2 separate regions of the Homo sapiens genome follow, and region 2 is linked to region 1. Evidence: chromatin contacts called from ENCODE POLR2A ChIA-PET data. All regions are on one chromosome and are shown on one strand. The core of a region is the stretch at or near the end of the contact, and the rest is flanking DNA. Distances in the headings are between cores, read along the strand shown.

Region 1 (6,823 bases), core at 1,467-3,966:
ACAAAAAAAACAATTCTTCATTCAGAAAAATTATCTTAGGGACTGATATTGGTAATTATGGTCAATTTAATAATATTTTGGGGCATTTCCTTACATTGTCTTGACAAGATTAAAATGTCTGTGCCAAAATTTTGTATTTTATTTGGAGACTTCTTATCAAAAGTAATGCTGCCAAAGGAAGTCTAAGGAATTAGTAGTGTTCCCATCACTTGTTTGGAGTGTGCTATTCTAAAAGATTTTGATTTCCTGGAATGACAATTATATTTTAACTTTGGTGGGGGAAAGAGTTATAGGACCACAGTCTTCACTTCTGATACTTGTAAATTAATCTTTTATTGCACTTGTTTTGACCATTAAGCTATATGTTTAGAAATGGTCATTTTACGGAAAAATTAGAAAAATTCTGATAATAGTGCAGAATAAATGAATTAATGTTTTACTTAATTTATATTGAACTGTCAATGACAAATAAAAATTCTTTTTGATTATTTTTTGTTTTCATTTACCAGAATAAAAACTAAGAATTAAAAGTTTGATTACAGTCAAAAGAAGAAAACACTGTTCATTATTATGGTTGTGCAATGATTTCTCATTCTAAAGAATAATTTGTTCCAGAGTCTAGCTACAGTGTAATCTCAATCCACATGCTATTAATTTAGGTTGTGTGATAATCTAATTGTTCATTCACCATTTCCTACTTAACCTTTTTTGACACTCTTCACAGACACTTTTTCCACATTTCTTGATCATCCCGGGCCATTTTTTTTTCCTTTCTTTTTAATTAGAGACAGCGTCTTGCTTTGTTGCCCAGGCTGGCCTCAAACTCTGGGCTCAAGCGATCCTCCCACCTTGGCCTCCCAAAGTGCTGGGGTACAGGTGTGAGCCGCAGCACCCGGCCCCAGGCTATTGATCCTTTTTTTGCACCTGCCCCTTATTTCTGTACTGTGACAAGTCCCAGCATTGTGCTGTGGGACTTACACAGTATACTGACTATCCTCAGACTTGGTCATGTCTATGCTCAGTGCATATTAAGAGCTTAACCAAAGTGTGTTGAATCAACAGCCAATGAACTTGATCTAATAAAAATGAGGGCCCAGGAGATACAAATTAGCAAAGCATTTTCTCCTGAGCAGTCATACATCTTTTAATATTTGTAGGCAGTTTAAAATTGAACTCCCAAGCAAACATTTGAGAACAGACACCTTGAGCAAACCGTGAAATCGGTGAAAATAATAATTTATTTTAATTTTTTGAGATAGGGTCTTCTCTGTCACCCAGGCTGGAGTGTGGTGGCACGATCTCAGCTCACTGCAACCACTGCCTCCCGGGTTCAGGCGATTCTCCTGCCTCAGCCTCCCGAGTAGCTGGGGTTACAGGCGCCCACCACCACGCTTGGCTAATTTTTGTGTTTTTAGCAGAGACGGGGGTTTCACCATGTTGGCCAGGCTGGTCTTGAACTCTTGACCTGAAGTGATCCGCCCGCCTCGGCCTCCCAAAGTGCTGGGATGACGCGTGAGCCACCATGCCCGACGTGAAGACAGGAATTTATACCCATGGAGTGCAAGAAGGGACCTTGTAATTTTTAACACGTGACACTTAGTGGCAGATGAGACCTAATGAAGCCAGGCCCACCTTCCACACCAGATTATAAATTCCCCTGGAGCAGAGATTAAATGTTTTATTCACCAACATGCCCAGATCCCTCGCAATGCCTACGCTTGACAAACACCTGTTGTCAACAAGTGCACGAGGCAGCCTAGGAGGAGAATTAGTCTCCACGAGGAGAATTACTCGGGCCTAGCAGCTAGAGTATTTCGAGGTCATCCTAACTGGGTTCCACTTTTGAATTTTTGGTTTTTGGGTTTTTTGTTTTTTTGGAGACAAGATCTCGCTCCACTTGGGAGCAAGGTCTCCCAAAGCTGGAGTGCAGTGGTGGGACCTCAGCCTCCGGGGGTAGCTGGGGCCAAAAGTGCGCGCCACCATGCCCGGTTCTTATTTTGGGTTTCTGGTAGAGCTCTCGCTATTGTGCCCAGGCTGGTCTCGAACTACTGGGTTCAAGCAATCCTCCCACCTCGGCCTCCCAAAGTACTGGGATTACAGGCGCGAGCCACTCGCCCGGCCGGGTTCCACTTCTGAAAGCTTGGGGAGCCGCTGGGCCTTCCAAGAAAAGTGCTCCACCTCCCGACGGCAGGCAGAGCCCCTGGCCCGGCTATCTTTCCAGGGCCGAAAGCTAACAGTCAAGACGCGAAACGAGGAATTCGGGTCAGGGTGGCAAAGCAAAGCGCGATGACAGTGAGGACGACGTCTAGACGCAAACATACATCAAATCGGGCCGAAGCCCGCTGTCGCCGCGCGGGCTGAACCTGGCACCCGGAGCAACGCGCGACCCCGGGACGAGACGCTCTCGTCCGAGCCAAACTACATCCCCCGGCGTGCACTGCAGCGCCCGCCCCTCGCCGGCCGGCGGGGCCCGGGAGGAAGGCGGCCGCGCTGCCAGTCCCGCAGGTCCCCTAGGCCCCTTTCGCTGCGGCCTTTCCCCAACCCGGACCCGGCACTTCTCGGGTTCCGCGACTGCCGATCGCCCCGGCGCGGCACCGCTCCCTCAGGAGTCGCCTAGGCCGCGCAGTCTCCCGACTTCTCGTCAGGCTTTCGCGCCGGCGCTCCAGCAATCACTGGCTGGAGAAGGTGGGCGTTCCGGCTCGAGAGGACCCTGCCGCGGCTCCGGAAGAGCCTCGTCCTGGGCGGCGGTGGTGCGGCGGTCGCCGTTATGGCCACTGGGCTGGGCGGCTGACCGCCGGGCTAGGAAAGGGCCCAGGGCCCCGAATCTCGGTGGCCGCTGCTCCAGCGCGGCCTGCGCCATGGCCTCCTCCGCCGCCTCCTCGGAGCATTTCGAGAAGCTGCACGAGATCTTCCGCGGCCTCCATGAAGACCTACAAGGGGTGCCCGAGCGGCTGCTGGGGACGGCGGGGACCGGTGAGGCGGGGGTGGGCCACGCCGTGGGGAGCGCAGCCCTGCGCGCTTTGGAAGGAAGATTCTCCCACCTTCCTCCCAGACCCGGGCCCGCGTCTCCTCCCTCCGCGTCCTCAGACACGCCCCCTAGGGCTGGCTTGTCCCAGCCCCAGGTCTCCCTGCTGCCACTGAGAGTAAATTGGACCTCGGGATTCAGTTCCCTGGGATCCTTCTATGGCCTTCCACATTTTCTCATCTTTTTTCACTGTGGCAAATAGAGCAGAGGGGCTTTTGCATCTGCGGTCCTGTAATGTAGAGTGGGTTTCTTTCATAGCTGTTTTTGTTTGTTTTATGCATTTAAAAGCACTAGTCTCAAGACAGGTCTAGTTTTCACCAGACTGACAGAGGATCCGTAGCACAGAAAAAGGGTTAAAAACCCAAAGGAGTCATAATTTGGGGGTGTTGGTAAATACCAGTTATTGGAGGGTAGAGAGCTGGCCTTTAAAACCTGATTGTGGCATTTAGATGTGGTCTTGTTTTGAACGTTTTTACAGCTGAGACTGTTTACTACCCCTTAATTTCATGATTCAGGTTGCTACAAGTTCTGTCTGGAGGAGCTAGAGTTTTCCGGCCCTAAATCCATAGGAAAAGCTGCTATAGTTCTTGGCCTCCGGATATATAGAATTTGATGGCAAGGACAAAACTTTGTTTTATTGCTTTTATTTAAGAGTCAGAGCTTGGGTGTTTGCTCAACGAATTACTCAAGGTCATAGGAATTGAATGACTGGTGAGAATGAAATTCATGTATTTAATATATATTTATTGTGAGGCTGCTGTGTGCTAGGTGCTGGTGAATTGTGAGGCACCGTTCTAGGTGCTGGTGAATATTGCAAATTACAGTGAAAAAGATACGAACATCCCCATTCTAGTGGGTAGGTGATAAACAATATATAACTATTAAGAGGCAGTGTTAAAGAATACAGGAAAGTAAATCAGAGTAAAAGAATAGGGGATGGGACTTCAGTTTTATTTTATTATTTATCATTTTTTTTTTTGAGACAGGGTCTCACTCTGTCACCCAGGCTGGAGTGCAGTGGCACGATCTCGGCTCACTGCAACCTCCACTTCCCAGATTGAAGCAATTCTCCTGCCTCAGCCTCTGGAGTAATAGGGATTACAGTTGCGCCACCACCCCTAGCTAATTATTTTTGTATTTTTAGTAGAGACAGGGTTTTGCCATGTTGGCCAGGCTGATCTCTAACTCCTGACCTCAAGTGATCCGCCTTCTTTGGGACTTCAGTTTTAAATAGGGCGGTTGTGAAAGTCCTCTCTGAGGAGATGGCGTTTGAACAGAGACTTAAATGAAGTGAGGGAGTAAACCAGAAATCAGGGAGAAGTGAGTGTCAGAAGGAGGGAATAGCACTGCAAATGCCTTTAAGCAGAAATGAGCTTGGTGTGTTCAGCGAAGAGCAGGAAGTTCCATGTGTTTGGGATGGAGTGAGCAAAGGAGAGCGATAAGCAGGGCCAGATCATGTAGGGCCTTGTGGACCATGGTGAAAGACTTGTGCCTTTTTCTAAATATGATGGGATGCAGTTAAAAGATACTGTGCAGAAGCATTGTGGGATCTGATTTATGTGATTGAAAAGTAGACTGCAGGCAGGGTACGGTGGCTCACACCTGTAATTCCAGCACTTGGGGAAGCCGAGGCGGGCGGATCACTTGAGGTCAGGAGTTCAAGACCAGCCTGGCCAATATGGTGAAACCCCATCTCTACTAAAAATACAAAAATTAGCCGGGCATGGTGTCAGTTGCCTGTAGTCCCAGCTACTCAGGAGGCTGAGGCAGAATTGCTTGAACCCAGGAGGCGGAGGTTGCAGTGAGCCGAGATCATGCCACTGAACTCCAGCCTGGGCAACAGATCAAGACTCTGTATCAAAAAAAAAAAAAAAAGAAAAGAAAAGAAAAAAAAGTAGACTGCAGGCCAGGCATGGTGGCTCACACCTGTAATCCCAGCACTTGGGGAAGCTGAGGCAGGAGTATTGCTGTGTTGAACGATTTTGAGACCAGCCTGGGCAACATGGTGAAACCTCATCTCTACAAAAAATAAAAAAATTAGCCAGGCATGGTGGTGCATGCCTGTAGTCCCAGCTCCTGGGGAGGCTGAGGTGGGAGGATCACTTGGGCCCTGGAGCTGGAGGTTGCAGTGAGCCAAGATCGCACCACTGCACTCTAGCCTGGACCACAGAGCAAGACTCTCCCAAAAAAAAAAAAAAATGTAGACTGCATTTTCAACCTGGCACTGAATTAATTTTTGCAATGCCCATTTCTATAAGTCTAAATAATGCAAAAGAACATTGCTTTGAAAAATAGAAAATTGAATTCATTATTACTATGGTTTGAATGTCCCCCTCTAAAACTTATGTTGACATTTATTTGCTATTTTAATCGCATTAAGAGGTGGGACCCATAAGAAATGATTAGACCATGAGGGCTCCATCCTCAGAGATTAGATTGTTATCCTGAGAGTGGCTTGGTTGTTGAGAGAGTGGGTTAGTTCAGCCCTCTCTTGCTTGCCTGCTCTCTTGATCTGTTGCCCTTCCATCTTCTGCCATGGGGTGACCCATGGGTAGCAAGAAGGCCCTTGAAAGAATCAGCCCTCTCAGCCTTGGGCTTCCCAGCCTCCAGAACTCTGAGAAATACATTTATTTTCTTTATAAATTACCCAGACTCAGCTATTCTGTTATAGCAACATAAAGCTAAGATAGTTACATTCACCTTTGTTGTCTACCCAGCCTTTTTCTCCATCCTGCAAAGAGGACAATCAGAAATATGTGAATTTCTTTTCTTTTTTCTTTCTTTTTTTTGTTTTTTTGAGATAGAGTCTTGCTCTGTCGCCCAGGCTGGAGTGCAGTGGTACAATCTCAGCTCACTGCAACCTCCACCTCCTGGGTTCAAGTGATTCTCATGCCTCAGCCTTCCGAGTAGCTGGGATTACAGGCGCATGCTACCACACCTAGCCAATTTTTGTATTTTTAGTAGACACGGGGTTTCACCATGTTGGCCAGGCTGGTCTCAAACTCCTGACCTCAAGTGATCTGCCCGCCACGGCCTCCCAAAGTGCTAGGATTACAGGTGTGAGCCACTGCGCCCAACCACAAAATACTCTAAGTTGCTGGTAACAGACATAGTTGTTTAATGGATAAGTAAAGAAAATATATACATATCCCTAGAATTATAATAAGTCCAACAACTTTACCTCTTATTCACTACCTCATTCACACTGCTCAATAAATGTTTGTTGAATAAATTGAATTTATCTAAGCAAACACATGGTGCCTCATCTCTGAATCCTCTTTTTCTAGTTCAGAGACCACATCATAAAGTTTTCAGAGCTTTAATGCCCATCATGAATTATTAGGCACAGCATAATGTACATAATACAGTCCTTGCATGTAGCTTATGCTCTGTAATTGAATTCAGTCATTTTTCAATAAACACTGAGAATTATTATGTATCAGCCACTGTCTAGGCTCTGAGGACTTCCAGAGTTCTTACCTTAAAAAGAAACAAACGGCCGGGCACGGTGGCTCATGCTGGTAGTCCCATCACTTTGGGAGGCCTAGGCGGGCGGATCACAAGGTCACGGATGGAGACCATCCTGGTCAACATGGTGAAACCCCATCTCTACTCAAAATACAAAAATTAGCTGGGTGTGGTGGCATGTGCCTGTAGTCCCAGCTACTCAGGAGGCTGAGGCAGGAGAATCGATTAAACCCAGGGGGCAGAGATTGCAGGCGACAGAGCGAGACTCTATCTCAGAAAAAAAAAAAGGTAACAAACCTTACAACCAAGTGTGTGATTAATCCTAAAATA
Region 2 (6,823 bases), core at 1,200-3,699, 490 kb after region 1:
TTTCATTTGACAAAGTGTAGTTGGCTACTTTTAGTAAAAGAAAAGAGAGATTCCTTATTAAATCTGATTACAGATCGGAAACCAACGCTAGTTCTTCTGTAGGAAAACCAAGCAATGTGCTGTATGTGTTTCAAGAGGGAGCCACTTCAGCTGCTCTCTAGACGTTCCATGGTGTCGTCAGGGCTTCCCTATCTGTGTATACTGTTTCAAGGATGATCAAGGCTCCATTAGGGCTGAGAACTACTATTCTTAGATACGGATATGGGATTGTTCACCCTGTGGTAGGGGTGGGGTGCCTTTATTTTCCTGGGGATAAATGCAGTCATCTGGAAATTTTTGGAAATGTGACAGCTTGAGTGTTCATGGCCATTGGGAAGGGGAGAGAGTGGGAATCTGAAAAGCCAGTGTTGCACTGTCTTGGTTGGCTTTTCTGACTGCCTAATTCAGAGGGATGTCTGTACATGCCCCTAAAATGTCCTCTACAAATGTTTCCTGTTGACCATTACCATGTGGTCTTTTCCCTCCAATATTTTATTATAAAAAGTTTCAAACCTCTGGCAAAGTTGAAAGATTTCTATAGTGAAACCAACTACCTGGATTCTGGGTCTTTTTACTGTGTTATTTGTCTGTAATTACATGATGGCTGTTTTTTTTTGAGACGGAGTCTCGCTCCATCACCCAGGCTGGAGTGCAGTGGTGTGATCTTGGCTCACTGCAACCTCTACCTCCTGGGTTCAAGTGATTCTCATGCTTCAGCCTCCTGAGTAGCTGGGATTAGAGGCGCCCGCCACCATGCCTGGCAAATTTTTGTATTTTTAGTAGAGACAAAGTTTTGCCATGTTGGCCAGGCTGGTCTTGAACTCCTGACCTCAGGTGATCCACCTGCCTCAGCCTCCCAAAGTGCTGGGATTACAGGCATGAGCCACTGCACCTGGCTACATGATAGCTCTTAAATGACAGCATTTACCTGTCACTCATTAAAGCTGTTCTCTGTGCTCCTTGGAGCTTTGAGGTTAATTATTCCCAGCACTTTGAAGTGTGGCATTTACCTGGGTGATTTTTCCCAAGATTCTTACTATACTAATAAACATATTTTTAGGCTAGGTCCAGCACAATTCTAGGTTGCAGTTCTGGTTGCACCTTTGCAGGAGTCTAACTGTTGTGGCTTCTATCTCTTGAAAATGATATCCCCATGCCCAACCTTTCAGCTTTGAAGAGAAAGCCTTGTGTTCTGAATCTTTGAAATATTTGAGTAATTAAAAAGGGCTGTTTCCCCCAAAATTTACTCAATTCTCAGTCTTTGAGAATTTTTTCTTATGGAAGAAAAAATTGGGATAACAGTCTGAAAAATCAAAATTTCAAAACAGGCCGGGCACAACGGCTCACGCCTGTAATCCCAGAACTTTGGGAGGCCAAGGCAGGTGGATCTCTTGAGGTCAGGAGTTCGAGACCAGCCTGGCCAAATGGCGAAACCCTGTCTCTACTAATATTACAAAAATTAGCCAGGCATGGTGGTGTGTACCTGTAGTCCCAGCTACTTGGGAGGCTGAGGCACGAGAATGGCTTGAACCTGGGAGGTGGAGGTTGCAGTGGGTCGAGATCGTGCCACTGCACTCCAGCCTGGGCAACAGAGTGAAACTGTGTCTCAAAAAAAAAAAAAAGAAAAGAACAAAAGGCTGGGCACAGTGGCTCACGCCTGTAATCCCAGCATTTTGGGAGGCTGAGGCAGGTAGATCACCTGAGGTCAGGAGTTAAAGACCAGCCTGGCCAACATGTGAAACCCTGTCTCTACAAAAATACAAAAAAAAAAAAAAAAAAAATTAGCTGGGCATGATGGGCGATGCCTATAACCCTGTCTCTACTTAAAAAAAAAATACAAAATTAGCTGGGCGTGATGGCACACACTTGTAATCCCAGCTACTCGGGAGGCTGAGGCAGGAGAATCACTTGAACCCAGGAGGCAGAGGTTGTGGTGAGCCAAGATCGTGCCATTGCACTCCAGCCTGGGTGACAAAGCGAGACTCTGTCTCAAAAAAAAAAAAAAAAAAAAATTAAAAAAAATCCAGAAAACATGCTTTCATTTCAAACTCAAACTCTCAATGAAATTATTTCTAAGAAAAAGAAAAGCAGTCACCAGGTGTTAAGTCTCTCGGCTTTTCAGCTTGTTCTGGTTGAGGTAGAAGAAATGAAACTAGAAGGAGAAGAGGAAGATGGAAAAAAATAGACATTCTGCCCTCGAATTACCAGAATTAATTGAACTATTCATTTCCTTCTCCTTCAGTTTCAAACCCAAGTTGCAGTAATGAGACAGTCACTTACCAACAGGTGGGGCTGAAATAGATCTCTGGAGATCTCCTGGATGTCGACTAGGAAAATAACCTCCAAATAGCACGTTTCCACTCTTTTCACATTTCTTTAGCAGGTGTTTATGTCTACTCAGCAGGCAACTAACCACTTAGTAAAAGAAGCACAGGCCAGGCTGCTCTGGGCATTGTTCTGTTGCTGCTGCATCATAATCATAACGTGCTGACATAGTCTCTGCAGTAAGAGAAGAACGGCACTGGGGAGGAGCAGCCGTGCAGGTCTGCCCCTGAGAGGAAGTGTGGTCAGCATTCCCATGGAGCCCTGACCGGACCGCTCAGGAGTGGGCATTCAGGTGGTGGTGTGAAGTTTTCAGAGGATTTCTTGGAGAGAAAAGTCAATTTAGCAATAGTATAACCACGGGAAAAATATCAGACTTTACATCATTGATCATACAATTGATAATTTATTATTCACTTTCCCTATATCCCAAGTTTCAGAGACTTAAACATATTTAAGGCACTTTGAGCCTCTGTGAAGAAAAGCGTTAAAAGAATATAGCATTTTTAGAGGGAAACTGCTTAGAAACAGAGCTGAGGCCGGGCGCAGTGGCTCATGCCTGCAATCCCAGCACTTTGGAAGAGCAAGGCAGGAGGATTGTTTGAGCCCAAGAGTTTGAGACCAACCTGGGCAACACAGTGATACCCCATTTCTATTGAAAGAAAGAAAAAGAAAGAAAAAGAAAGAAAAGAAAGAAAGAAAGAAAAAGAAAAAGAAAGGAAGAAGGAAGGAAGGAAGGAAGGAAGGAAGGAAAAGAAACTGAGCCGAGGGCTGTATAGCATGAATATTTAATGATATTAGGCTCTGGTGGTGGTTCAATGCACTTGATTGGCTGAGTCTCTTTCTGCACTTGTCCGAGTGGTTCCCCTGTTATTGTCTCAGATGCTCTGTTTCGCCTATTCTATGTTGAGTGCCATCTTTTGGATGGACAAATTCTTCCTCTGGTCATACCTATAGTCCCACTGAGTAAGATTTCTTCATTGAGCATACTTATTGCATGATCACAACTTGCCATGTTCCTGTTCTTCCTGCCCAAGGGCCAGAAAATATTTTTGCATAGATCTGATCTCATCTCTTAACTGTTGATGATATCAATTTAATTCTGCGGTACCTTGATTAAACTTTGGTATTATCTCACGTCCATTTTTTGAGGCTACTGATACATTAAAAAGAGAAGAAATACCAAAAGAAGGAAATAAAAATAATGGTATATTTAAAATATTTACCTTCAAAAGCGTCTTTAAAATGCTTTTAAAGATGCACAAAATATAAAACTGTATGTATAACTTCATTTGGAGATTGTAAGTCTGAATTTGTGGCACTTTGTCAAAGTGAGGTCCGTGAGCAATTAGCCCTCTTTGTCCCTCATGAGATGGGCCTGCCTATTCACGCCTGCATGGGATCTTCTCAGCTGCATGTCCTAAGCTTGGGATATGAAGCTTTCCTGCCACATTCAGTCCCTGGTGAGTGCAATGCAAGGTACATTCTTTTGGTCAGCTCAGTAATGAGTACTTACTATTTCCTGGGCACCATGCCATGCTGGACCACAAAGGTGAACAGTCTCTGCACTCAAGAAGTTTACCATCAAGTGGAGAAGGGGTCATGTAAACAGATTATTTCAGTGTTATGTAGTGATAAGATAGAGGGGTGACAGGGGATTCTAGGAGCACAGATGAAGGGTACTTAGTCCAATTGGAGGATTTAGGGACGGTTTCATGGAGGAGCTAATATCCAAGCTAAATCCTGAAAGATTAGTCAGTCTGAGCAAAGGCACAGAGGCATAAAATGACAGGGTTTGAGGGGTAACTACAAATGGTCTGGTGTTACATAAAGTTGAAGGGTTGAAAGAAAATGAAGTTCACGGAAGAAGAGCCTAGATGATGGAGGGCTTTGAAAGCCATAACTAGGTGCTGGGACTTCATCTGCTCCAGTAGCTCTAATAAAGAGTGTTACATGGAGAGATTTATGTTCTGAATTGATCATTCTGAGAGCAGAGTGAAGGATAGATTTGGGAAGGGCAATTCTGGAGATGCAGAAGCCATGGTAGTGGCAGTGGCAGTGTCAATGGAAAGGAGGGAGTTAACTTGGGAACTATCAGTAGAGTCCACAAAATTTGGTGACTCACTGGGCTTAGGGAGGGAAAAGGTGACTCAGAGGTTTGGGAAGCTGGGTGAATGATGGTGCCATTAACTAGGAAATAAACTACAGGCAGAGGAACAAGTGTAGGAGGCAGAAAGAATGAGGTGCTTGTTTGCAGGAACCCTTGGTTAGCATGGTGCCTTGTATTCAACTGTTTAGTAAATGATTTTTTTATTTTTTAAATTTTCAGTACCTTCCTAATGCTTTTAGAATATGTGTCATGTATCATAAGGTGTGTGTATATACTTAGCATTAACCTCAAGAGCCTGTATATTTGTGAGCACGATCTGGCTCCATCCTGGCTTCAGTTCTTTCCAACTATATTTCAGACCACTTACACCACTCCCTCATCATATTTCTGCCTCCTTCCTGACGTTGCATTCTTTAAGCCGTTTCCTGTCTGAAATGCTCATCTCCTAGCTCTTCACATGTGGGCTTATTTTCGTTTTTCAGAACCCAGCTCAGACGCACCTGTTTAGAGAGCTGTTTCTCAATCACTTGGTCATTGATTGTCTCTCGGCTGCAAATGCACCACGGCATACTCTGCATTGAATTGCTGGAGCTCTGCAAACTACATTTCTCTCTCCAGCTGGCTGTTAGGTTCAATAATAGGTTGCATTAGACCAGATGAGGTTGGAAAATAGGAGGGAAGAAGAGACTTGTGTTCCCTCTAGTTGACCTGCTGTTTCTGTCAGTGTCACCTGGGCAACAGCAACTGGTTCTAGCCTGCATTTTGGTTGTTTTTTGTTTTTGACATTCTCAGAATCAGCAACTGGGCAGCGCCCTCTCGTCAGAGGGCTGAGTCCTGGCTCCATCGGGTCTGACCTCTGAGCTTCTAAGCTGTGATTCCCCTAACCTATCCCTCCCAACTCCCCAGCCCTAGTTGTGGTAGTTGCTTCCTCTAGTTGTCTCTGATATCTGTGTTTCCTCTGTGCTTTTTTTCTAGGCCTCCAACACCTATTTAACATATTCCTGCATTGAAGTCTCTCTGTTGAAATACTTAGTGTGATTTCTGCCTCTTTTTAAATGGCTGGATCCTGACACAACCACTGAATCTGATTTAGGCCTCCACCCAGTCACTGTCTAACACGTCACTGCATGTTCTTCATATACTTTTCCTAACCTGCATTTAAATTGTTTTCCTTTCTCATAATCTCTCTCCTTCACTTAGATATCTGAGACTCTCATTCATCATTGTATTCTCGGTGCCTAACATGGAGCCTGGCATACTGTAGGAGTTTAAGAAATGCTTGTTAAATAAAATGAATTATTTCAAAAGACTGCAGGAGAAATACTGGTAGCTGGCCATACGAAATGGACAGGATTGAGCAAGTCTTTAACTTTTTGGTTCTAGGCCAAGTTATTGATGAATTCTGTAACAACATAACACAGAGAGTCAAGCATAATGCTTCTTATAAACATGTCAGAATGCAATGCATTATTTAATGTAGACCCATCATCATTGGAATACAAGACATACAGTTTATTTACTTTGAATTCTGTACTTACATAACCCCTTACCCCACTTTCTATAATTGGGAATGATAATTACTTACATTGTTAGGGTTTCATGAAGATCAAGAATTGCTAACAGGTTAGATCTACAAAATTTTGTTGATTAGCAAATAATTTTAAATATGAAAGCCATCCAAAAGAATCCACCTGCTGTAACATGCAACATCACCAAACATTTACTTGATAAACATCACCTGCTTATGTTATTTTTTTCATTCTGATATGATTTGAAACAACCAAACATAGAACCAAAAAATCTGGTTAAAAGGAACTGCTTAACTTTTTTACACAGCTATAAATGAAAACTTGAAAACATCTTCTATAGCCTTTTATGTAAGTATCAACTACTGACAAAAAAGACTTGTAACATGCTTCTTATATAATTTGTCAAATAAATGCAAATAGATTAGATGAAATTGATGTCCACCGTGCCAAGTAGAAATATTTTGTTGAACTTTAACATTTAAAGGACATTTTCCTTGTTTTCACTTAAAGTGTGTTCACATCTTCTCCCTTTTCTAACTCAGAAGGAAAAATGCCCCTTTTCTTTCCCAGCCACATTGGGCCACCAGGGTCCTTAAATCCAGCCCTTCTTTCCTCTTCTTTCTCCTTTTAGGATACTACTCTTGCATTGTTAACATGCCCACCACTGTTGTTTCTTTTTCAAAACCCACGAACAAATCTTCCCTCTACTTTGTTATCAGTTCATGCTACTATTTTGTGTCTTTCTTTTTTCACACACAAATTCTGAAGAATTCATGTTCACAGTTTCTATTTTGTAATCTGGCTTTTGCTCTTAACCCACTAC

Evidence for each region. ChIA-PET counts read pairs that join two places held with the same protein, here RNA polymerase II (POLR2A).
Region 2: POLR2A ChIA-PET joins it to region 1 with 10 read pairs in PC-3. The contact joins the promoter of GARIN2 here to the promoter of VTI1B in region 1. POLR2A ChIA-PET finds 5 or more read pairs at or near these places in 2 of 52 experiments (PC-3 and activated naive CD4-positive, alpha-beta T cell).

What each region holds. Positions count from the first base shown.
Region 1 is chr14:67,670,525-67,677,347 of GRCh38, reverse strand. VTI1B (vesicle transport through interaction with t-SNAREs 1B) reads left to right here and starts at 2,716. Exons shown (of 6, transcript NM_006370.3): 1 at 2,716-2,973. The coding sequence starts at 2,859. It overlaps RDH11 (retinol dehydrogenase 11), which reads left to right. Exons shown (of 7, transcript NM_016026.4): 7 at 1-548. It also overlaps a transcript of GPHN not described here. RefSeq lists silencers at 2,392-2,831, 2,932-3,041.
Region 2 is chr14:67,185,066-67,191,888 of GRCh38, reverse strand. It overlaps GARIN2 (golgi associated RAB2 interactor family member 2), which reads right to left and starts at 2,449. Exons shown (of 8, transcript NM_001395907.1): 1 at 2,320-2,449. It overlaps LOC105370538 (a long non-coding RNA gene), which reads left to right and starts at 2,525. Exons shown (of 5, transcript XR_007064215.1): 1 at 2,525-2,656. It also overlaps a transcript of GPHN not described here. RefSeq lists an enhancer at 4,363-4,657.